3 separate regions of the Homo sapiens genome follow, and regions 1 and 2 are each linked to region 3. A link is a loop called in an ENCODE intact Hi-C map of the cell type or tissue named here. Cell type or tissue: GM12878. All regions are shown on one strand.

Region 1 (8,000 bases), 70 kb after region 3:
GCTCTGCATCTAGGATATGAGAAGTACTGAGCTGGGAGCCCACTGCCTCATTCCAGGCTTGAGGTCATGAGGCCCTGTAGTACAATCATGGCAATGGGAGTAGAAAGGACTATTTAAATTTGAATGACACATTAAAGAGAGAAAAGAAATTGGTGATAAATTGACTATAGGGGATTTAAAAGGGGAAAATACTCAAAAATTCCTTCTAAGTTTCTACTTTGATAGAAGAAAAGATAGTTTGAAATACATTATGGGACTGTTGAGTTTGAGTATATGGTAGTTCACTTAACAGTGCATATTCTGCAGGTGGGTGGAAGCTGAAGACTGCAGCACAAAGCAAAGGTCAGGACTGGAGATAAGGATTTTAGGGTCACTGGGATAGAGTTGGTGGTTGAAGCCATTAGAGTGGCTATGCTTACCAAGGGGAATATGTACAGAGAGATAAAAGATGAGTGTTAAGAATAGAACCTCATATTATACCTATCTACCATTGCGCAGTAAAAGGATTTCAGCCAGGAAAGGAGACAAAGAAGTTAGGTCATTTAGAACGTGAGATGATTGAACTAGAGGCTTTTGAAAGTTTTACAAGTTGTGACAAAACTATGTTGATCATCTGAACGCTGTCCATGAAGTCTTAATGGGATGTTCCACATGTAAAATATGAATTTATTGTGAAAAAATGCAATTCGTTTAGTTTTTTATATAGACAGAGTCTTAATATGTTGCCTAGGCTGGTCTCAAACTCCTGGCCTCAAGCAATTCTCTTGCCTCCACCACTCAAAGTGTTGAGATTACAGGAATGAGCCGCTGTGTCTGGCCAAGAATGCAATTTGACAGTTAACCTTTCTATCAGTTATTCAGTGGTTCCGGTGCAAGGAGTTGAAATGGCAGAGATGTGAAATAACAACATAAGGATCTGGTAGGTCTCTTTTAGGGGATGGATGAAGTTCCTACAGAACCACCTACTATGTTTGGTGCTGTCTTTATACTTTACATGTATTTATTTAATCTTTACAATTGCCTGAAAAGGTAGGTATTATGCATATTTTATAGATGAGAACATTCACACTCATAGTGATTAAATAACTCACCCAAAGATATATAATGAGGAAGAGGAATAATTGAGATTCTAATCAAGACTTATTCCAAAGCATGTGTTCTTTCAGACAACTTATCAACATTTTTCAACTGACCTACCTAGAATGGCAGAAGAGAATGCATTCACACTCAGGGGGATCAAAAGCAGTCTACTGAAAGTAGGAATTTTTTGAATTCTATATTTTAAAAATTCATGAAAATTTTGCATTCTATTTCTTACTTTATTTTAATATAAAAATAATGTTTTAAATCATTGAAATTCCCCATCCAAGAAGTACCATGTTTCTCCAGTGTCTGCAGTATGTCCTGGCACACTGCCCGGTTCCTCGTGAGAGTACACAGCACTGTATCGTAATTACCTTCTAGTGCCTGGTACATAGTAAGCACTCAGTAATGAGTTGGTGAATTAATGTATGAATCAAAGGGCCATAAAAGCAAGCTGCATGTACCTTTTACTGAGAAGGCAACTTCCCATGGAATGACTTCAAATACTTCAAGACATGGATGAAGTTTATATCCTGTGACTTACACTGTGGTTAGATGAGGCACACTAAGGTTGTTCTATATTGAGAGATCTGAGTATTATGTGTAGGGGAGTGCTGTTTTGGTGGGGTTGGCTGTAGAGGGGTCTTAGATGAGAATTTGGTATAGCATGTGGTCTTGCTGGTGGGAGGCAGATTCAGAGAGAAATCAGAAATTATATATAAAGTGAGACTTCTGAATGTGAGAGGGACCATCGTAACCTGTATGTGGTGATTGAAGTGGAGATTCAGGAAGTCAGCCAGATATTAATGTTAATGATAATATCACCACAAATACTCATAACTTTAAAATTTCATCAACCTGGAGACTGCTACCATGTTGTAGATATGCATTTATCATTCATTCATTCAACAAACATGTATTGAGCGCTAGGGAAGGAGATGTTTGTAAAGATAAAATAGATGCGGTACTTGCTCTTAAGGAATTTACAGTCTATTGCAGGAAATGAGATAAAATGTGTCCCTCATACAAGATAAACAGCAATAACTAAGGAATGCACAAATCAAATATTGTAGAATTTCACGGAAGATCTTACTTCTTGGGAGAATCAGGAATTGCATCTGGAGGGGACAGCATTTGAGCTGAGTCTTAAAGGATAAATAGGATTTGGTCACTTTACAGACGCACTAATAATATGTTTACTAGCCTCTTGGTATGAATTACTCTCACCAAGGCCCAAGTGATTTTAAAAGGCAAAATTTACCTGTATTTGTTTTTGTTTTGCTGCATGTATGGAATACCCTTTAGTAGTCAAGATGCCTAGCCAATATGATGCATAGGCCAAGATGTTATATTTTGTCTCTAAATTCCTCTCTTTCTAGAACAATTATCATGTCATTTTGTGTTAGAAGGAAAAAGTTTGGACATATGCAATTTTCTGTTGAAGACATCATTAAATAACAGAATTTATTAACAACTACAGTTGAAACAAAGGACACATCAACTGATTGTTAGTTCCCTGCCACCAAATGAAGATATATTATCGGTATTTGTGTTAAATATTCCATTTTAACAGTGCAGATACATATTCATTAGCAGGCAGAATAACCTTAGAGTTGGCACTTTGCAAATGCTTCTTATTTTCGCCAAGTCTGTGCAGGTTTTAAAACTTTGTATTACCTTCTACAAGTAATCTCAGAGTCTGTCATTCACATGTAGAAAACTCACCTCTCTATTTAGCCCGTGGTTGGTGAGAGATAGACATTTACAGGGCCCCTCTGCCCTTGAGCTGTTCCATTAGTGCATGGAAAGCACCTTGCAGCCTGTGACAAGCGCAGCAGATCGGCACTAAATCAAAAATCAGTGCCAGCCAGGGATCTAAGCCACCATGAAGGTCACAGCCATCAACTGCATGCCATCTCAATCCAAACAAAACACATTGGATACAGGGGGATTTTCACAACTTACAATAGGTGACAAACATTTCATGTTAGAGTAATCCATAGCAGTGAAACTGGGAACTGACCTTTTAAGTACTTTTGAGTATTTAATCAAACTTTGAAAAAGCTGGAGGTAATTTTTGGAAATATTTTACATTTATAAACAAAATATAACAAAATAAAACCTCTATAGCATATTGTTACTGCAATCAGGATTTTGATGAAAGAATCTTTTTTTGTTTCAAAAGAAAACACATGTGTTTTTAAGATATAAAATCATCAGAAACATTATATAAAAATAGTTTTCATTTGATTTCTTGCTTTGAAAAGTATGTCATTGATTCACTATGAAGTGAACAATTTGTGTTGTAAACTGCCCAGTTTAGCTTATTCTGAGAATTTATAATTAGCATCTATATTAAATAGGAAATATTTGGTCTTAGTCTGACTTTATTTCAAGTTCACTTTCAGCAATCCCATTCAAGTTGAAGTTGCTGAATTTGAGCCTATATATTAATAAGATTTCTGTATTGTCCAATGAAGATTTCTAATAATAGAAACATTATTTAAATGTTGTAGATGCAATTCCCTTTTTACTTCCCACTTAAAAAAAGCAAGGAAAAAAAAGTATCAAAACTAAATAATGAACTCTCTACTTCATGAATTTTGTGAGATTCTGAGAATTAATTATCTAGGTTAATAAGAAGTGTTGGATAGCCAAGCAAAGTAAACTGGATTTTGCTAAATTAACTTGGAAAATTCCTGTGCTTCACAAAATGAAAAACTTATATGCAAAAATTATTTTCATAATTGAACTAGCATAGTAATGTCATCTGATTGAATTATATCACACTGATATGGGAGGAGGGGATGAGGCAAAAGCTTAGATCTACTTTTGATGAAATAACTGACAAGAGGCTAATATTCACTTATACATTATTCCTACTAAAATTAGCTTTTGTGAATGATATTCAACAAAACAATGGATACAGAGAACAATGTAAAAATGAAATACTTGTCAACATCTAATCAGGTTTGGGGCAACCAAGACTATTTTAAGAATATGCCATTTCAGAAACAAATGCTTCAACCCAGCTATCTCTACCGTTGAGTGAATTCATGGTTAATTTACACTAGCTGGTGAAGAAGTTTCATGAAACTGTAAATGCAAAGCAATCCAGCAGGAATGTATGTAATGGAAGAATGCCATCTGCTGGTGAACCCTATCAAATCCATAATTAGGAAAACCTGAGAACACATACCCTGTAGACAAGGAAGATTCAAAGTTTGTGGAAGCATTTTTAATTCTGAGAAATCTGCTTTCATTAAGCTGATGCATACCTTTGATATAAATTATTCATTTTAAATTAACTTGATTACTAATTTCCTGGAATCACTAGTCAGGAAAACCTTGAAAAGAAATCGGCGCAAAGGACTTTTTTTTTCTTTTTGCCAATTTACAAAGTTTTTATATTCATCATTCATCAGTAGTCAGCCAGCGAGTCTGTTCTATTTAAAAACTCTGGCTTTTCATTTAATGCATCCCATCTGTTTCTGAAATAAATTGCAATAATCCGTGTTTAATTTTAATCAATGTATTACTAAATATGCAAATTATATTAAAAGCCATGGTTTGAAAAAGCTTTCATTTGTAAATATGGTAGCTTAAAACAGGAAGCATATCTAAAAGCCATTTAGCTACAGTAGCCTAACTCTAACACTGTAGCTGATTTATAAAGCAGATCACAAGTTGATCTTTCTCCCACAAGGGGATATGTAAAACTGTTGCATATCAGATTTTGTTAACATCTGATGGGCTAGTGCTTATGGTATAAGAGACTCATACTTCAGCAACCATGTCTTTTACATTTAAATTAAGGTAATCTTATTCCATTCTACATCTTTCTAATTTTTTTATACAACCTAACAGATGAATTTGTGTGATTGGTTTATGAATCACAGTTAAAGCAATTTGAGCAAGCCTTTCAATCAATCTTAAAATTTTAGTGTCTAATTTACTTGTGATTTGCATAATTAATTGTGGAAGGGATCCTTTGGGAGTCTCCCTTTTCCCCCTTTTTCCTTTCCTACCTTGTGTCTCACACACTGACTAGATAGATTGGGAATGATACTGGAGTTCTTTTAGGCCTGCTAGATGACTTTGTTAGGAATCCAGAAATTATGTGTTGCTTTGTTCTCTCTGATCTGGCTGGACCAAGAGGTAATTCTGAAAATTAGGTCTGTTATCTGCAAAACAATTCAGTAGCATGGCTGTGATTGAATTGTGTATACAGTTTACCAAGCAATTACCTTAAAGGAGGATTTCAGGACTCTTTCCTATATAAAGGTCATGAGTATGTAGGAATACACACACACACACATAACATTATATATAAAGTTTTATATATAACATTAGATATAATGAAAATATATATTATATATAATGCTGACATATAACAAATTATAGATATGTTATGTATACATCAACATTATATTTATATAACAACATTATATAAAAATCATGTCCATATATTGAATTCTGTCATCTACTAATTGTTGTACTGGATTGGGTAGTACATTACCACCAGTACGGTCTAATTAGTGCCTTGCTAAAGCAGCTTCAAGAATTTTGCCAGCCTGTTGTTAAACACAGTAATTATTAACAATCAAATTATATAAACTTGTAATTTAAAATTTATATTAATGTAATAACTGCTCAAAAACATCACTTTCTAATTATGGTGCTGCATTTTAACATCTATACTCTTAAGATTATTTACATCTATCTTTTGTATCTGTGTGGTACATTTCTCCCCAACTCGACATTTAGTGATATCAAATTGGTAGCTTGAAATTGGCCACAGTGGGAGTGTTTACATGACAGAAATTGGCAAATGCTACAAATCAAGTCAAGGCTATTTCCCTCTCTATATAGCTGGTTGTTAACTATTTACCAGCGTACCACTGTCTTTAATACACACAGAGCAACTCAATACATGTGTCTGTTATTTATTCTTGAGCTCTCCTAAAAGAGTAATAACAGCTTTCATAGACCCTTTTACAAGAAGTGAAATGTATATTTGATTCCCTAAGGAATCTTAGCCCACAATTTCTTGTTAAGCTTTAAAAATTAAGGTTTTTTTCCCTTAGTGTAATAGATAATTTGGAAAATACAGAAAAAAAATATTTTTTCAATGACTTTATTATTTTGAAAGGATGAAAGTAATCACATATTCATAATTTTCTAAACAATTCATGTCTTGCATATTGGTTTATCAGACAACTTATTGCTGAGTTTAAGAGACTGCCAAACAATGCTAAGATTAGAAAGTGCTGGAAAATTAGTTTGTGGAATGAACTCACTGCAATAACATAAATAGTAGAAACATGTCAAGGACCATGTTTGTTAGAAATAAACTTATTTCTCTATGCAGAAGACTTATTAATCATATCTCAGGATGTTTAATAGCGTAAACAAATGGAAAACTTCAGCTTGTGATCCAAGGTCGTTTTCAAATTGGAAATGACCTCAGCCTGCCCCAAGAGGGCTAATGATGTAAAAATAAGTAGGGCCCAGTCCTCTGGGGAATTCGGTGCAGGTCAGCGAGGCTCTTTTGGTGAATGCGGCAATCTGCTCTGCCTCCATAGGCCTTTGTGTAGCCAGACTCCCTGGGAAAGGTGGGCTGTCTGCTGTTGCCTGGCACATATGTAAGAATATTCTTTTTCAATTTCCTTTTCTATTTTTCTTAGATTTTTACTCATGCACAAGGAAAAGCTCATAAGACACTAAAAATGTCACAATGGTAAATTTTCCTTTCCTAAACAGAAAGAGAATTCAAGAGCAATGATTTTTCTTTATACAAATTGTTTTTTAAAGTTAAATATTAATTTAAAATATATTAACATTTGAAGAATCGCATTTTAACGATTACCTACATACCTACTCCTGTTTTGTTTTTTTTTTTTTTTTTTTTTTAAAAAGAACATTTGAAGTTCCCTATGTGTTCATTTCTTCCCTCCCTACTTAAAGGTAATCATTACACTGACGTGGGGTTTTTATTTGCTTGTTCTTACTCACTGCATTGCCACATTTTTTCTTCTAAACAATATGTTGTTTAATTTTGCATGTTTTTGGCCTTTATATAAAGATAATCATACCGTATACATTCTTTTGTAACTTCATTGCTTCTACTATAAGTCATTACTTTTAACTCTCACCTAATAGTCCATTGTATGAATATGCCACAGTTTATTCATTCTACTGTTGGTAAACATTTGGGCTGTTTTCATTGTTCTCTATTATGAATAGTGTCACTATACTCTGAGTATTACTACACATGTATTTTGGTGTATATGTGCAAGAGTTTCTGTAGGTACGTGCCTAGGAGTGGAATTGCATGCCTTCAAATCCACTAAGCAATTAATGCCAGACTGCTTTTTCAAAGCGACTATACTGATTCCTACTGCCATGAGAAGTGTACAAGTGTTCTAGTGGCTCACGCTAACATTTAATATTGTCAGAATTTTTAATTTTTGCAAGCTTTACAGATGTGAAATGTCATCTTACTGTGAGCATCTTTTATCTTTTTATACTTTTGGTTACTTCTGCCACCTCTTTGTGAAATGCTTGCTCAAGTCTTCTGTCCATTCTCTATTGGATTGTGTGTGTTTCTCTGGTGACTTATAGTAGGTCTTTGTATATTCTGGGTACAATTTTGGGGGCTCATTTTTAGGGTGTAACAAATCACTTCTCCCAGAGTGTGGTTTACTTATTTATTCTCTTAATGGTTTTTTGTTTTGTTTTGCTTTTAAACAGAAGTTTTTAACTTTAATATACTAGAGTTAAATTTATCACTTTTTCTTTATGGTTAGTACTTTCTGTGCTATGTCTAGTAAATCTTTCACTACCTTGAGATCATAAAGATATTCTTCAATTTTGTCTTTTAAAAGTTTCATACTTTTGCTTTTAATATAACTCCT
Region 2 (8,000 bases), 540 kb before region 3:
ATCTACCCATCTGACAAAGGGCTAATATCCAGAAAAAACAAGAAAAGAGCAACCCCATCAGAAAATGGGCAAAGTATATGAACAGACACTTCTCAAAAGAAGACATCTGTGCAGTCAACAGACACATGAAAAAATGCTCATCCTCATTGGTCATCAGAGAAATGCAAATCAAAACCACAATGAAATACCATCTCACACCAGTTAGTATGGCGATCATTAAAAAGTCAGGAAACAACAGATGCTGGAGAGGATGTGGAGAAATAGAAACACTTTTACACTGTTGGTGGGACTGTAAACTAGTTCAACCATTGTGGAAGACAGTGTGGTGATTCCTCAAGAATCTAGAACTAAAAATATCATTTGACCCAGTGATCCCATTACTGAGTATATACCCAAAGGATTATAAATCATGCTACTATAAAGACACATGCACACGTATGTTTATTGCGGCACTATTCACAATAGCAAAGACTTGGAAGCAACCCAGATGTCCATCAATGATAGACTGAATTAAGAAAATGTGGCACATATACACCATGGAATACTATGCAGCCATTAGAAAGGATGAGTTCATGTCTTTTGCAGGGACATGGATGAAGCTGGCAACCGTCATTCTCAGCAAACTGTCACAAGGACAGAAAACCAAATATTGCATGTTTTCACTCATAGGTGGGAAGTGAACAATGAGAACACTTGGACACAGGGCCGGGAACATCACACACCGGGGCCTGTCAGGGGTTTGTGGGCTGTGGGAGGGATAACATGAGGAGAAATATCTAAAGTAAATGACGAGTTGTTGGGTGCAGCAAACCAACATGGCACATGTATACCTATGTATCAAACCTGCACGTTGTGCACATATACCCTAAAACTTAATGTATAATAATATAAATAAATAAATAAATAAATAAATAAATAAACTTCAGGGCTTGGCACAGTGGCTCATGCCTGTATTGCTAGCACTTTGGGAGGCTAAGGTGGGAGGATTGCTTGAGGCCAGGAGTTCGACACCAGCTTCGGCAACATAGTGAGACTCTGTCTCTTTAAAAAAATCAAAATTAGCCAGGCGTGGTGGCCGATGTCTGTAATCTTAGCTACTTGGGAGGCTGAGGTGGGCAGATTGCTTGATCCCAGAAAGTTGAGGCTGCAGTGAGCCATTGATCATGCCACTGCACTCCAGCCTGAGACCCTGTCTCTAACTAACTTATTTTAGTACTGTGTGTTTTAAGTAATACAGATATTTGAATTGAGTGTTGTGAAGAACAGAAAGGTGGAGCTAATTCTATGAGAGGTTTAGAAAAGATGATGTTTGGGTGGATCTTAAAAGAATAATATTGTGAATTTTTTTCTTGGTTGGCAGGTTGATTGGGAGGTCGAAGGGTTAGAGTAGGTGAAAAACATAATTCATGCTAACACAAGGGATTATGAAAGAGCATTGTTTTCAGGAAGTAATAAGTATGGCATAGAGTGCAGTTAGGAATATAAATCTATAGTGATTAAAATAGTGTGATATTTAGACAGAAAAGTAAGTGGAAAGAGTAGAAAGCCTAGAAATGTGCCCATACACGCAAAAATGTACCATATAGTAGAGGAGATATTACAAACCAATGAGGAAAGGATGGACTATGGACTATTCAAGACTGTTCAATATTAGAATGATGTATTATTCATATGAAAACTGAGTTTAATAATAAAATCTAAATTATACCCAAATTCAAGGATATTTTATCAAAAAAACCTGGTTTATAATTAGCGAAAATGTCAAGGTCATATAAGTTAAAAGAAAGACTAAGAAACTGTTTCAGACCAAAGGAGACAACTTAATACAGTATGTGATATTGAACTGGATCCTTTTATTATACATCATTGAGACAGTTATTGAAACTTACGTGCATAGTGACAATTGTGTGAAAGTAATGCATCAGTTTAATGACCTGATTTTCTTCGTTGTACTGTAGTCTGTGGAACATGTCCTTGTTTATAGGAAATATACATAGAAGTTTTTGGGGATAATGTAGCATCAGATTGGCATCTATCGTCTCAAATCGTTCAGAAAAACAACAGCAACAGTTCTTTGTACTATACGTGTAGCTTTTTCCTATGTTTGAGATTGTTTTTTAGAAGTTGTCCAGCTGGATGCAGTGGTTCATGCCTATAATCCTAGGACTTTGGGAGGCTGAGGCAGGAGGATCGCTTGAGCCTAGGAGTTTGAGACCAGCCTGAGCAACACAACGAGACTCCGTCCCTACAAAAAAATTTAAAATAAGCTGAGCTTGGTGGTATGCACCTGTAGTCCCAGCTACTTGGGAGGCTGAGGTGGGAGGATTGTTTGAGCCCCAGAGGTTGAGGCTGCAGTGAGCCATGATCATACCACTGCACTCCACCCTCGGTGACAGAGTAAGACCTTGTCTCAAAAAAAAAAAAAAAGAAAAAAGAAAAAAGTTGTCTAAAAGTTAAAATATAGTTATCAAAATAAAATTAAAAATTAAAAGATTATCTGGGAAAAATATTTCTAATACATGTGTCTGAATAAATGATTTGTACTCAGAATATGTAAAGAACTCCTCCTACAGTCTTTGCCTTCTAATTGGAGCGTTTAGATCATTTGCTGTTTTATTTTTTTTGTTTTTTTTTTTTTTTCAGTAGGTTTTTGGTGAACAGGTGGTGTTTGGTTACATGCATAAGTTCTTTAGTGGTGATTTCTGAGATTTCGGTGCACCCGTCACCCAAGCAGTGTACACTGTACCCAATGTGTAGTCTTTTATTCCTCACCACCCCCCACCCTTTCCCCTGAGCCCCCAAAGTCCAGTGTATTATTCTTATGTCTGTGCATCCTCATAGCTTAGCTCCCACTTATGAGTGAGAACATACGATGTTTGGTTTTCCATTCCTGAGTTACTTCACTTAGAATAATAGTCTCCAATTCTATCTAGTTTCTGTGAATGCCATTATTTTGTTCCTTTTTTATAGCTGAGCAGTATTCCATGGTGTGTATGTGTGTGTGTGTGTGTGTGTGTGTGTATATATATAACATGTTCTTTATCCACATGTTGATTGATGGGCATTTGGGCTGGTTCCATATTTTTGCCATTGCAAATTGTGCTGCTATAAACGTGTGTGCAAGTATCTTTTTTGTATAATGTCTTCTTTTCCTCTGGGTAGATACCTACTGGTGGGATTGCTGGATCAAACAGTAGTTCTACTTTTACTTTTTTAAGGAATCTCCACACTGTTTTCTTTAGTGGTTGTACTAGTTTACGTTCCCACCAACAGTGTAAAAGTGTTCCCTTTCACCACATCCATGCTAACATCTATTATTTTTTGATTTTTTGATTATGACCATTCTTGGTGGAGTGAGGTGGTTTCACACTGTGGTTTTGATTTGCATTTCCCTAATAAGTAGTGATGTTGAGCATTTTTCCATGTGCTTCTTGGCCGTTTGTGTATCTTTGAGAATTGTCTATTCATATCCTTTGCCCACTTTTTGGTGGGATTGTTTTTTTCTTGCTGATTTGTTTGTGTTCTTTGTAGATTCTGGATATTAGTCCTTTGTCAGATGTATAGACTGTGAAGATTTTCTCCCACTCTGTGGGTTGTCTGTTAACTCTGCTGATTATTTCTTATGCTGTGCAGAAGCTTTCTAGTTTAATTAAGTCCCATCTATTTATCTTTGTTTTTGTTGCATTTGTTATTGGGTTTGGGTCATGAAGTCTTTGCCTAAGCCAGCGTCTAGAAGGGTTTTTCCGATGTTATCTTCTAGAATCTTTATGGTTTCAGGTCTTAGATTTAAGTCTTTGATCCATCTTGAGTTGAATTTTGTGTAAGATGAGAGATGAGGATCCAGTTTCATTCTACTACATGTGGCTTGCCAATTATCCTGGCACCATTTGTTGAATAGGGTATCCTTTCCCTATTTTGTGTTTCTGTTTGCCTTGTCAAAGATCAGTTGGCTCTAAGTATTTGGCTTTATTTAATGTAGTTTATTGATATGAATGTATTTATGTTCACATCTTGATTTGCTTCTGTTTGTCTCTTCTATTTTTTTGTGATTTTCTTAAGACTAAATATTTTTTATTAGTAAAAATTTTTTTTCACAAGCCCATTGGAGATTACACATTGTTTATATCTATAAATCCAGAAGAGAGAATTAAAATGTCTGAGTATTTGGGATGGTAGACTATAGGAGAACAAATCAAAAGAATTAATTGGTATCTGGAAAGCAGATGTATTAACATGGAGGGCAAATTGTTTTCTAACTTTACTAAAAGACAAAAAGCCAAACTAGCAGAATTGTTTAGGTTAATTAGATATAAATTATAAGTTTGTATTGGGCAGACAATTAGTGAAGATGTAGAATTCTCCTTTTCCGAATTGTTTTCAAAGAACTAGTAATTGTCTAATATCTGTTTGTGGACATAAGAAGGTAGACTAAGTTGACCTGAAGGGTATAATGCCTTACCACATTGGCGACAATATGATTTGTGTGTGTGTGTGTGTGTGTGTGTGTGTGTGTGTGTGTGTGTGTGTGTGTGTGTGACAGAGTTTCAGTCTTGTTTCCCAGGCTGGAGTGCAATGGCGCGATCTCGGCTCACTGCAACCTCTGCCTCCTGGGTTCCAGCAATTCTCCTGCTCACTGCAACCTCTGCCTCCTGGGTTCCAGCAATTCTCCTGCCTCAGCCTCCCAAGTAGCTGGAATTACAGGCATGCACCACCATGCACCACCATGCCCGGCTAATTTTGTATTTTTAGTAGAGACAGGGTTTCTCCATGTTGGTCAGGCTGGTCTTGCACTCCCAGCCTCAGGTGATCCGCCCGCCTCGGCTTCCCAAAGTGCTGGGATTACAGGCATGAGCCACTGTGCCCGGCTGACAATGTGATTTTTAAAAGTAGAAATAAACTTTCAATTAAATGTCTGTACTCTATTAAATTCATCTTGCTACCTTTGTTTTAAAATGTTTACTTTCTCTTTTCTCTACTATAGCTTGAAATTTTGACAAACTTGGCAAATGAAGCCAACATATCAACTCTTCTTCGAGAATTTCAGGTTTGTGTACAGTGCTAATTATAAAAAACTTCTAAAACATATGTTCAGTCTTAAATATGCATCTTTTTCTATCTAGAAATATGTAATTATGTACATAAAATAGTGATTGGGACAAGACTGACAACTAAGAAATTCATAAATTTGCAAGAATAAACTAATTACAATTTATAATTTAAGGAAAACATAGTATTCTCTTTCATATTTTCATAGACTTTGAAGGACTTTGGTTTATAACTCTGTCTTTGTTTGAAATTGTATTTCTGGTAAGAATTTCATCTTTTTGTGCTGCCAGCATCAATAGTCCTTTCTATATTCTGTGGTCATGAAAACGGTTTCATTTCTTACCTGGTTGTTCCCATTTTATTGACCTATGACTATTTTTGACACTGCCCCCTTAGCCTCATATATAGCTCAAAAAAATTTGTTTCATAATTGCCCCACTACGATTTTTTAAATTGCTGTTTTTTATTTTGATTTGTTTAGTTGTATTTTTATGCCTTATGAGACTCTTCCTAGCTGCATTTCCCCCCAAAATATTATTCAAAAATTACTTCATGGACATGATACCCTTTATGATGGAAAGGTCATCTCTGAAGCCTTAGTTGTAGAGCACAGCAATAGAAAACTTTACATCAGTATTATGACTTTTATATTCCACTATCTGTTTTCTTAACAAAAATATACCACATACTATGCACTAATCACAGAGTTTTTCTTTTATCAGCTTCCAACTTTTAGAGATGTATTTTTTGCCATAGTTCTCCTATATGCCAATATTAAATTTCTTCTTGGTTATAAGACACTGTATACACGATTTCTTTTTAGCTATGTGATTTTTAAACTTTTTACAGGAATAGTAGAATAATATGGCATGTCCATAATTTATATTTTCATACCTGGATTACTCCACTTTTATGTTGTGTATCTTTCTAGACAAATTTCTTAAAAAATTAAGATGTTCTAGAAAATATACTATTTTATGTTATTATTCAGTAATCTTATAGCTGCAGATCATTGCTTGAATCTGATTTTCACTTCATTCCTATAATTTTATTTATTTAAAGTATTGGTCTTTGTGTTTTTTCTTGTTCCTTTCCTGTTGTCCTATCTAGTCTCTTTGGGTGTCCTCTCACTGTCCAGTTTTTGCTTATATCAAGTCTCCTGGGATTGTAGGAAAGGAGACTTAGGTAATGTTATGGAATGGGTTGTATAGAGGGCACATACTAGACCTGTTTCAAAATATTGGTCATCTAGTCTTTTCATTTAATATCAGGATGTTTAATAAGGTCCATTTTTCAGTCAAACTTTTAAGTATTTTTTTCATGTATTCATTTTTATCACTGTCTAAATTTGTACCTTCTGTCTATGTTTGTGTTATGCTCATAGTTACGCTTTTAGTAACTTTTTGGGTAAAATAGGGAATGTTTCTAAAGACTCATAAGTTCATATTTTTCTTTAAGGAAATTAAATAATTTATTTGGGAACACTTTTAAATATAATTGGTCTTGCCTTCATGGAACTAGGAGAGTTTAATTAATTTAATTTATTTGTTCAATGTTTAATCACCTGGTTGGTACCATTTTTAGCAAATTTGTATTTTTTTAGACATCTTTAGGTTTTCTCCTCCATTTGTCATTTAGACACCACTTAAATGTATTGCATTTTTCATAGTGTTAAGTCTACATTGTATACTTCTTATTTGAGGTTGGGAATCTTTCTTAAAAATTTCGATTGTAAATGACCTTTCAAATTTCATGTATATGATACAAAGTGTGTATATTTCTGTAAACAATAGAAGCTTTCCTCATTTAAAAATTAGGAAGGTTCTAAGCAAAGTGAAATTCTCTAGGGCCATTATAAAATTTATAAAGATATTTTAACTTCCTGTTGTTAAATCAGTGATTTATTTCTTTATTTTTAAATTTGTGTGTGTGTATATATATATGTGTGTGTGTGTATATATATATATGTATACTATATATATACTATATATACACACACACACATATATATATATACACACACACACATATACCCTTTACAGTATATTTTTAAAGCATACTTTTAAAGAAAATCTATTTCAAAAGTATGGTATTTTATTTTATTATAAACTGAGTATTTGAAGTATTTATTGAAATACTGTTCACCGTAACTATTATTCTTTTACAACCATTGTGATAGATTTTGAAATTAAAATGTTTGTAAATAGCCTACTGGTCCCTTTCTTCCTTTTCTCCCAGTTTTTAGATTTAGTGTCTCTGAAAAAGTGACCCTTTTTTTCATAGATTCACAGATGCTGCTGGTAAATGAACTGAAACCTCCAAAGAGAGAGCTCTCATCATCTCTTTCAACCTTGCACTTAAACTAATTGCTGTCTTTGGGTGACTGCTCCTACTATCTGTTTTGGAGTCTCAAGCCACTATGGCCACAGGTGAATGAGCCTGGCTTGAAAATGTGCTTCGTCCATAGGCACATTCTTTAAGTAAAAAAATCAAAACAAAATGAAATTAATCTACATCATCACTTGGTCCTCATATTGTGCTTATGAGAAGTTTATGTATTCTGGAATTCTTATATATTGACAAAGTTTAATATAATCGGAGTTTTGGTTAACTCAATAATACCAGTGTGTAAACTAATTGAAATAATATCTTTTAGACCTATGTGAAAAGCCAGGATAAACAATTTGCAGCAGCCACTATTCAGACTATAGGCAGATGTGCAACCAACATCTTGGAAGTCACTGACACGTGCCTCAATGGCTTGGTCTGTCTGCTGTCCAACAGGGATGGTAAGTTTACAGTTTCATTTTATTTTCAGGTGATTTAAATTTGAATATTCTTGGTATTATTTCCAAGTTGTAACCTTTTCTAACTTTGCATTTTAGCTTTTCCAGTTATATCAGTAGTATGGTCACAATAAGTAGCATTTTATCCTTGAATGCACATAAATATGC
Region 3 (8,000 bases):
TTTCAAAATGATTAACATTATGTAATGTAATGCAAAAATAATTTATGGAAAATGTATTTACTTCACAATTCACTGTACCATTGCTCCTTGACCAAATTCAAATTAAATAGTAATTGGCTTATGTTCTTATATGATCAATACTTCATAGTTTTCTTTATAGTTAACAGACTGCCACACATTCTTTTCAGTATGTGGGCCACTGCGCTGATTAAAAATTATCTAAACATTTAATTCATTGCAATTGTATATTTTTAAAGATGCTTTTTGATTCTAGACTAAATTATCCAATATACTTATTTTTTATCTTTATTTGGTATATATCACACTTTTAAGTATTTATTAAAGCATCTCTACTCACATGGAGGCCAATTCCATGTCTGATATAGCTCCTCTTTTCTGGCCAGTGTAATAAAACCATTCCTTTTATAGCATGCCATTATTAGAAACCAATTTCAGAATTATTTATAACCTGGAATGGCTTATTAAGCAGCAATGTGAGAATCATGCAAATTATGTGATCAAATGCAATATAATAAGCATAATCATTAGTCTCTAGCATGGATTAATTAACTTTCAATATTTTATTTACATAAAAACCAAATCAGTAAAATAACTTCTGCACAGTCAGGCTTGCCTTTCAATATTTTATATGAACAAAAATAGTGTGCTGTAATTCCATTGACCGTGTCCCCCAGAATGGCCCTGTCACCTGCCACATCTTAATAGGGGGACAAACTGAGAGTATTTTCTAGTTTTCTAATGGAATGAGAAATTGCATTTTCTTCCTCTCCCAGCACTATTAAACTGTAATGAATTCGGCCCAGAGTTCACGGCTGGCTGATCGAAATGAACCTGAGATCTAGGCTTTAATACAGCTCCCCAGATTTCCTCCAAAATCTTCACATTAATCATTTGCTGGATTCCAATGAGATCTTCATAAAGCATTTGCTTCAAGGGGGGAAAAAGTAATATTCTCTCTTTCTCTCCCTCTTTTTTCTATTTCTCAGTCATTTATAGCTGGGGAATTAAACGGGCTATATATTTTAAAATACATTTACAGTATGTCTATATTACTGTAACAGCAGATATCATGAAAGTGGATTTTTAGATTCCAACCTCCATTAGATTCTCACTGTTGTATTAAGCATTTTCCAAGAAGAGCTGCATTTCAAACTGAGTACAAAGTTGGCCCGTGGCTGGGGTTAATATATTTCCTGGAGTTGTCATCTGTGCATTCTAAAAATCTCCCTTAGGTTTTGCCTGCATTTTAATCCGTCATGCTCTAGTTTTCAAGTGGAAACATTCACATTTAAAAAACATATGCATCGTAGCTTGGAACGGAGGTGCTCAGACCCCACGCAGATTTTTTTTCCCAATCCCAGTAAGCCATGAAACATAAAAAAATTTGTAGCCATCATTTGACTACTAACCCTCAAACATAATTGAGCACGATTTTCCGATTATTTCTATAATATTTAGTTCTTTAACAGCTGTTCTTTTCCGCCTGTGCCTGAGCAGATCCTAGATTCAGAAACCATTCTGGTAGTCACATTTTCTATTGAAATTCTACTGGGCAATCCTCCCCCTCTTTCTTTTTTCTGCTCCTTCCCTCACACTCCCTCTCCTCAAACAAACATTTCGGGATTCACTGGCACTTGCAGGTTGTTAGGAACCGGTCTTGATTTTATAAGACACCTTTCAAAACATAATCCCGGTGCGGCGTGTAAGGTGTGGGAACCGTTTAGTCACAGACACCGTCCCGTCTACCTCCCCCGAGTCCAGCCTTGGGTGGGTGCTGCACAGCGACTTTCGGCCTTAGGTCTTCTCGCTGTGCCTTCCTTTCCTCCTGAGAGATGCTCTCCGCCTAAGACCGCTAACAGCTCAATTGGGTCTCATTGATCCCACTCACCATCTAGAGCCCTGTTGCCTCATTAATCCGTTGTGCCACCAGCTCACGGGCTGCAACTGGGAAGAGACGAGACCTGTTTATCCATCGCCGACACTGGGATACGCAGCAATCTGCAAAATGGGGTAGAAACCACAGGAAGAAAGTGGTAGGCGACGGCGCAGGCACGGTAGAAAGGCGAGGGCCGGCCCCAAGCTGGGGGAGTATTCTAGACTGCAACACCGTTCACACTGGTAAGCGTAGAGTGCGTCTACGCTTGCCTGGGCATGAACACACCGCTGAACATTGCTGGCTCACCGAGACCGAGGGCAGGTATGTCCATACCCCTGATACTTTAGCTTGCAGAGTAAACACTAAATAGGTTAGATTAACGGATGCACAACGTTTTTTTCCACGGATATCGTGGTCAAATTGCGTTGGCCAAATTCTAAGAGGAAACTCAGTACCTGGGCTTGTCCTACATCATTTATATTTAGGCACAGTAAACGCCAGATGACCAGATTTTAAACTGCAAGTCTTCCAGGCAGGCTTGCTGGCAAATTATTATTATTATTATTGTCATTTAAAAAGATCACATTCAAATAGGGGGAGATGGGAGTTATCTTGGATTGGCAGCTTATGTGATATCTTTCAGGCAGAACTCTTCTTCTGTGATAGAGGGTTTGACATGCCTAGGCAAATTTGCCTGACAGGGTCTGTAACTCCCGGGCCACTGTTAAAAAAAAAAAAAATAGGAAGGCTGTTTTCATTTGGAGTGTATTTTATCAAACTCATTTCCCTGAAAAAGGACGTTTGGGTTTGTCTGAGCAAAATTAAATTTGATTCATATATCTCGTAGTGAAATGTGACCTCCTTTAATTCATATTGGTCCGAAAATTTGCTTTTAGTTTATAAATGAAATGGGGGCGACTTGAGGGAACTGGAGGCCTTGTTACTTGGGACCCTTGGTAAGTTCCTGAAAGGAATAGACTTTGGCTTGGCGCGGTGGCTCACGTCTGTAATCCTAGCACTTTGGGAGGCCGAGGCGGGTGGATCACGAGGTCAGGAGTTCAAGACCAGCCTGGCCAACATGGTGAAACCCCGTCTCCACTAAAAGTACAAAAATTATCTGGGCATGGTGGCGCGTTTCTGTAATCCTAGCTACTCGGGAGGCTGAGGCAGGAGAATTGCTTCAGCCGGGACCCGGGAAGCGGAGGTTGCAGTGAGCCGAGATCGTGCCACTGCACTCCAACCTGGGCTACAGAGCAAGACTCCGTCTCAAAAAAAAAAAAAAAAAAAAAAAAAGAATAGGGTTGAAGGCTCTTGGGGCAGCAGGTTCCAGCCACTCGTACAGCCCAGACAAAGGTGTCCATAGAGTGGTTTGGGAATGAGGCACGGAGAGTTGTGGCAGTAGCACGAAGCAATATGGGAGGAATCGGAAGTCATGGTGGTGACCCAAACAACACTGTAGCTCAGTGGCGTTCACTTTCCCACGCAGATCACTGTATTAACCTCTCCGCTCTGTCAACCGTAGCGTTAGGGGTTTTCCTTTGTCTTTCGATTTTGAAACTATGTCATCCACAGCCTGTCATCAATTTCCAAATTTCCAGCGTTTCTGAAAATTCTATAGCACATCAGTGTTATAAGGCATGCTATTAAGCTACATGGGTACACGTTTATCTTCATTTGTACACCTGTGGGTCGAACTTTGACACATGCCTGACTGCAGACCTGTGAATCTGTGCAGTGCACAGAATGTGCAGGGGCGTGGTGAAGACTGCACACATTTGGTGTGTTTGCACAGTGCGTAAACTCTTCGGGGCACGAGCTCTTAGGAGCGCAGGACTCCGCGCTTGGTGGGTGCAGGGGGCGCCAGTTGCCAGGAGTTGGTGGGGAGCCACAGTCTCCGGCTGGGTATGGGGGCTTGTCGGGCCTACGGCACTTGTTCCTCCCAGGGCAGAGCGGCTGTATCCGAGGCGGGTTTCTGGGGCTCAAGCCCCAACTCCCCAGCCGCCGGGCCGGCTAATAGCTCCCTGTCTGTCTCCCGCCCCGCCCGCTCCAGGTCTGGTTCCAGAACCGACGCGCCAAGTGGAAGAAGCGCAAAAAGACGACCAACGTGTTCCGTGCGCCCGGCACACTGCTGCCCACGCCAGGCCTGCCTCAGTTCCCGTCGGCTGCCGCCGCCGCTGCCGCCGCCATGGGCGACAGCCTGTGCTCTTTCCACGCCAACGACACCCGCTGGGCGGCGGCCGCCATGCCTGGCGTGTCACAGCTGCCTCTGCCGCCGGCGCTGGGCAGGCAGCAGGCCATGGCGCAGTCGCTGTCCCAGTGCAGCCTGGCGGCCGGTCCGCCGCCCAACTCCATGGGCCTGTCCAACAGCCTGGCGGGTTCCAACGGCGCGGGGCTGCAGTCGCACCTCTACCAGCCCGCCTTCCCCGGCATGGTGCCCGCCTCCCTCCCCGGCCCCAGCAACGTCTCCGGTTCGCCCCAGCTCTGCAGCTCCCCGGACAGCAGCGACGTGTGGCGGGGCACCAGCATCGCCTCCCTCCGCCGCAAGGCGCTAGAGCACACAGTCTCTATGAGCTTCACTTAATGCAGCCGCGCCCCGGCCCGCTCCGCCCCCAGCACCGCCCCGGGGGCCGCCCCGAGGCCCTTCCGGCGCGCACCCGGACCCCGGCGCCCTGCCCCGTCCCGCCCCGGCCTTCGCCCCGTCTCGTTTCGTCCTCGCCTCTCTCCTCCACTCGCTCGGGCTCACCCCAAGCCCCAGCCCGCGAGGCCTCCCCTCCGCCTGATTTCGATCGCCCGCGGTCCCCCGTCTCCCGGCCGCCCCTCTTCCCTTCCCACCCAGCTGCGCCCTCGGCTCGGTCTCCAGCGCCTCAGCCCACCCTTCCCGCCACCCTGGCCTCCCTGCTTGCGCTGGCCGTGCTCGCGCCCTCCTCCTGGCCTTCTGACGGGCGGCGTTCCCACCCACACCTTCGACGCGACGCCTACGACCCCCCTCGCCCGCCGCCTCCCCTCCGGTCCCCTCTTTCCCCACACTTCGCGACCCTCCTCCCGCGCCCGGCAAAAAGTATCCTTCCCGCCATTTTACGTACCAGGGAGTCGACTCAGGATCTGAAATCAGACACCAATGGACTGGTTTGTGGGCAGAAACACACACACTCGCACTCTCGCTCACGCTCAGACGCTACACACGCGCGCGCACAGACACGGTGCACCTAGGTCACACACGGACGTGTTCAAGGGACAGCACAATGTTAGGGATTTTTGTCTTAAAGGAGGACAAGCATTGCTACCAACCGCCTCATCTGAGGGCCCAACTGATATGATTTGATTTATCCTTGTACTCTCCAAGCTCCTGTCTTTCTTTCCTCTCCCACCACGCTACCCTTGCCCAGTCCACCCAGTCACATCCGTGCAGCCCTCTCTTGGCTTGCAAGATAACGCTTTTATTTTTATTTTATCTTATTTTCATTTTCTTAAGCACAACTGTGTGAGAGTGTAGAAGGGAAGGCTTCTCAGGAGGAACGTGACAGTGGATTGGGTGGCTGGAGTAGACTAAAGCAGTCATGTGACGAGGAAGAGGTGATCTGACCCATTTTGATAAGTCTTTATAAGGAAGAATAAAATAAACGTGTAAGCAAAATTTTCTTTTGTAAAAGCAAAAGCCACATCTCTTTTCTGGATCCTTCAGGACTGGGGTTTGTTTGCTTCCTTTTCTGTTTCTGTCTTCTCGCTGCTCTGTGCCCTTGGTTGTTTTGTGGTGGTCCTGTCGTCCCTCGTGCCCCTCGGCCACCTGCTGGCAGCCGATGGGGGCACTCGGACATCTACAACCCTGCAACTTTGTACAGAGAAACACAATCAGCTCTTTCTGCATGTGCTGGTCAAATCCAAACCCAGAGAACAGAAGCGCTTTCTAAGAATGAACAAATATGTGAAATAGGATGTTTTGTGTAGATAAAGCATTCTTGTTACATACTGGTCAATTTGTGATATGTTTTAACTTAATGTCTGTGTTTATTTATGGAATTCGGTTTTCTTAATAAATGTTTGAGCTAATATAAAGCATATTATTTGACTTTTCCGGACAAGTTTATATCAAGTTAAATGTAAATGGATAAAATAAAATCATTTTCAGTATGTGATATAGAGAATGATGGGTTTTGGTGTGACCTTGAACGGCGGGAGGGGTCTCGTGGGGGGAGGGGAGGGGCCGGTCTTGGGAATGGTTATATTCGCGCCAGTTGGAACGCGTGGGCCCTTCGCCCTGCAGTGGGCTTGGGTTCGGTTTCTGGGCTGCAAGGTGAGGTCTCCGCGACGGGGCGGCATGCTGGGGCGCCGCGAGCGCCTCACGCAAGCTCTGAGCCTCCCGAGGTTTCCGGGCCAACCCAGGTTTCCCAGGTGGGACTCCGAGCGTCGCTGTCGGCACGAAACGCAGGGCGCGAGAGTTCCTCAGATGAACGGTGTCCCTGGGGCAGTGGCGCGGAGGGCGCCCCTCGCGGGCTGCGTGCGCGTGATGGGGAGGCCGTGGGTGGGAGGGGACCACAATTCGCACCCTCGGCCTTCAGAGCCTGGAGTTCTGCTCTCCGGCGCCGCCCCAGCCGTGTCTGGCCCCAGGTACGCGGTGGAAGCTAGGCCGCGGCTCTTGCCTCCTCCGGGGCCTAGGCCTCTTTGGGGCCTTCCCTAAGGCCACGGCGCCCCTTCATGTCCCCAGACCCGGGATCCGCTTCAGATACCCGGGACCTCCCAAGTAAGGGACAAACGCGCTTCTCCAGAAGAGGCGTGTCCGGGACGACCAGCACCTACCAGGGCTCCCCCAACCCCGGGGCTGCTCTGGTTTCCTGTCAGGGTCCCTGCTGGCTGCGTACTAACCTCGACTTCAGGCACGTGCTCAGGGGACTGCCCCAAAGGAGTAGGAAAAAAATGCCGTTTCTTCGGTCGGCCGAGGGGAAGGTTTGCGGTGTGTTTTAAACTTGGAGGCAAATCGATATCACAGGCTTCCTTGGGAAGGCTAACCGAAATCAATCTTGTGGTTTGAAATTTAATGGTCATTATAGGCATTGAGAGGGCACCCCTTTTCCCACGGGAAGACTTCTCATTTGGTTGCCTCAGAGTGTAAACCCTAAAAAATACCCTCCTGCTAAAATACAATACAGCTGGGCTACATGTGAATTTGAGGAGCTGTTGTAATCGTTACTCAACTAAGAGAACACAATGGAATCTCCTCAGAGATGAGAACAAAAAGCTATGATTTTTAATGATAAAGTAAATCTGTTCATGTTACCTTAGGAATTTTAATTAGAGGTAAACTGGTGGGTGGGTTCACAGAATATTTCAGTTATACACTTTCCTAAAGACTATTTTTAGTACATTAAAATATTAAAGAAGAGAAAACATGCTCATTTTGAATTTCATACAAGAACGGAACATTTCTGTATTTGAGAACTCATCCAAGAATTCAGCAGCACACAACCACCAAATTTCTAAAATATGAGTTAATGAAAAATACTTTTCCTTGTTTTTGCATTTCATCATATTCTCGCTTGTTTTATGTTAGTGCTTTTTTTTAAAAAAAATTGAAATCGTGGATACTGTAATCTCAAGTCACATTTAAGAGATCAGTACAAATTACGGATTGCTTCACCAGTGCTCATGGAATGTTGTTTACAAGGATGCCAATTTTACAGCTTTTTATGCTGCTATAAAGCATAACTTTATGATGTAGGAATGCAATAAAGGATGCTAAATGGAATCTTTAAAAATTGTATTTCTCAAAGGCAAGGGAAATGGGATCTTTCATTGGAAAAAAATGGGCCAACTCAGAACACTGATGAGAAGTTGCAAATCAACTCAAGTGATAGATGCTTTCAAAGATACTTATATTTCATAATGTAGTGGTTATTTATCAATATTATAGTAAAGTGTACAGAGTTTTTCACTTGGCTTGACTCTGGGCTAATATTTGTTTCTATAGCAATAATAGATTTTTGTATTCAGAATCCTGAACATTTTAAAGTCATATACGCCATTAGGTTAAGGGAAGGCAAGCAGGCCTGAATTGTTAAGGTTGACGGTTTAGCAAAGATAAAAAGAGAAGAATAAGAACCTCAATCAC

What was found. Hi-C counts contacts between places; a loop is a spot of excess contacts. Peaks named below come from ENCODE experiments on the same cell type or tissue, not always from the same donor. Only the 100,000 strongest peaks of a DNase experiment are listed, where the experiment ranks them.
Region 1: it touches region 3 in a loop (4-fold over the local background); 5 of 110 quality-filtered maps call a loop at or near these places.
Region 2: a loop joins it to region 3, with 4 times the contacts of the local background. A loop is called at or near these places in 7 of 110 quality-filtered maps.

What each region holds. Positions count from the first base shown.
Region 1 is chr5:77,557,091-77,565,090 of GRCh38, reverse strand. It overlaps a transcript of WDR41 not described here. Among named protein-coding and RNA genes, the nearest start is that of OTP-AS1, 69 kb to the left of the region's middle. In GM12878, a CTCF peak has its summit at 4,226 (motif pointing left); a DNase peak (open chromatin) is centred at 4,190.
Region 2 is chr5:78,162,654-78,170,653 of GRCh38, reverse strand. It overlaps AP3B1 (adaptor related protein complex 3 subunit beta 1), which reads left to right. Exons shown (of 27, transcript NM_003664.5): 12 at 4,982-5,044; 13 at 7,703-7,835. Among named protein-coding and RNA genes, the nearest start is that of AP3B1, 130 kb to the left of the region's middle. In GM12878, no CTCF peak of the experiment used is centred here; no DNase peak of the experiment used is centred here.
Region 3 is chr5:77,626,742-77,634,741 of GRCh38, reverse strand. It overlaps OTP (orthopedia homeobox), which reads left to right. Exons shown (of 3, transcript NM_032109.3): 3 at 3,948-6,030. The coding sequence ends at 4,478. OTP-AS1 (OTP antisense RNA 1) reads right to left here and starts at 5,071. Exons shown (of 2, transcript NR_198942.1): 1 at 4,981-5,071; 2 at 282-2,019. RefSeq lists enhancers at 1,817-1,946, 2,049-2,549, 4,033-4,082, 5,840-6,405 and a silencer at 4,253-4,692. In GM12878, CTCF peaks have their summits at 3,726, 4,435 and 5,672 (motif pointing left); DNase peaks (open chromatin) are centred at 3,381 and 4,449; H3K4me3 peaks cover 3,211 bases; H3K27ac peaks cover 1,716 bases.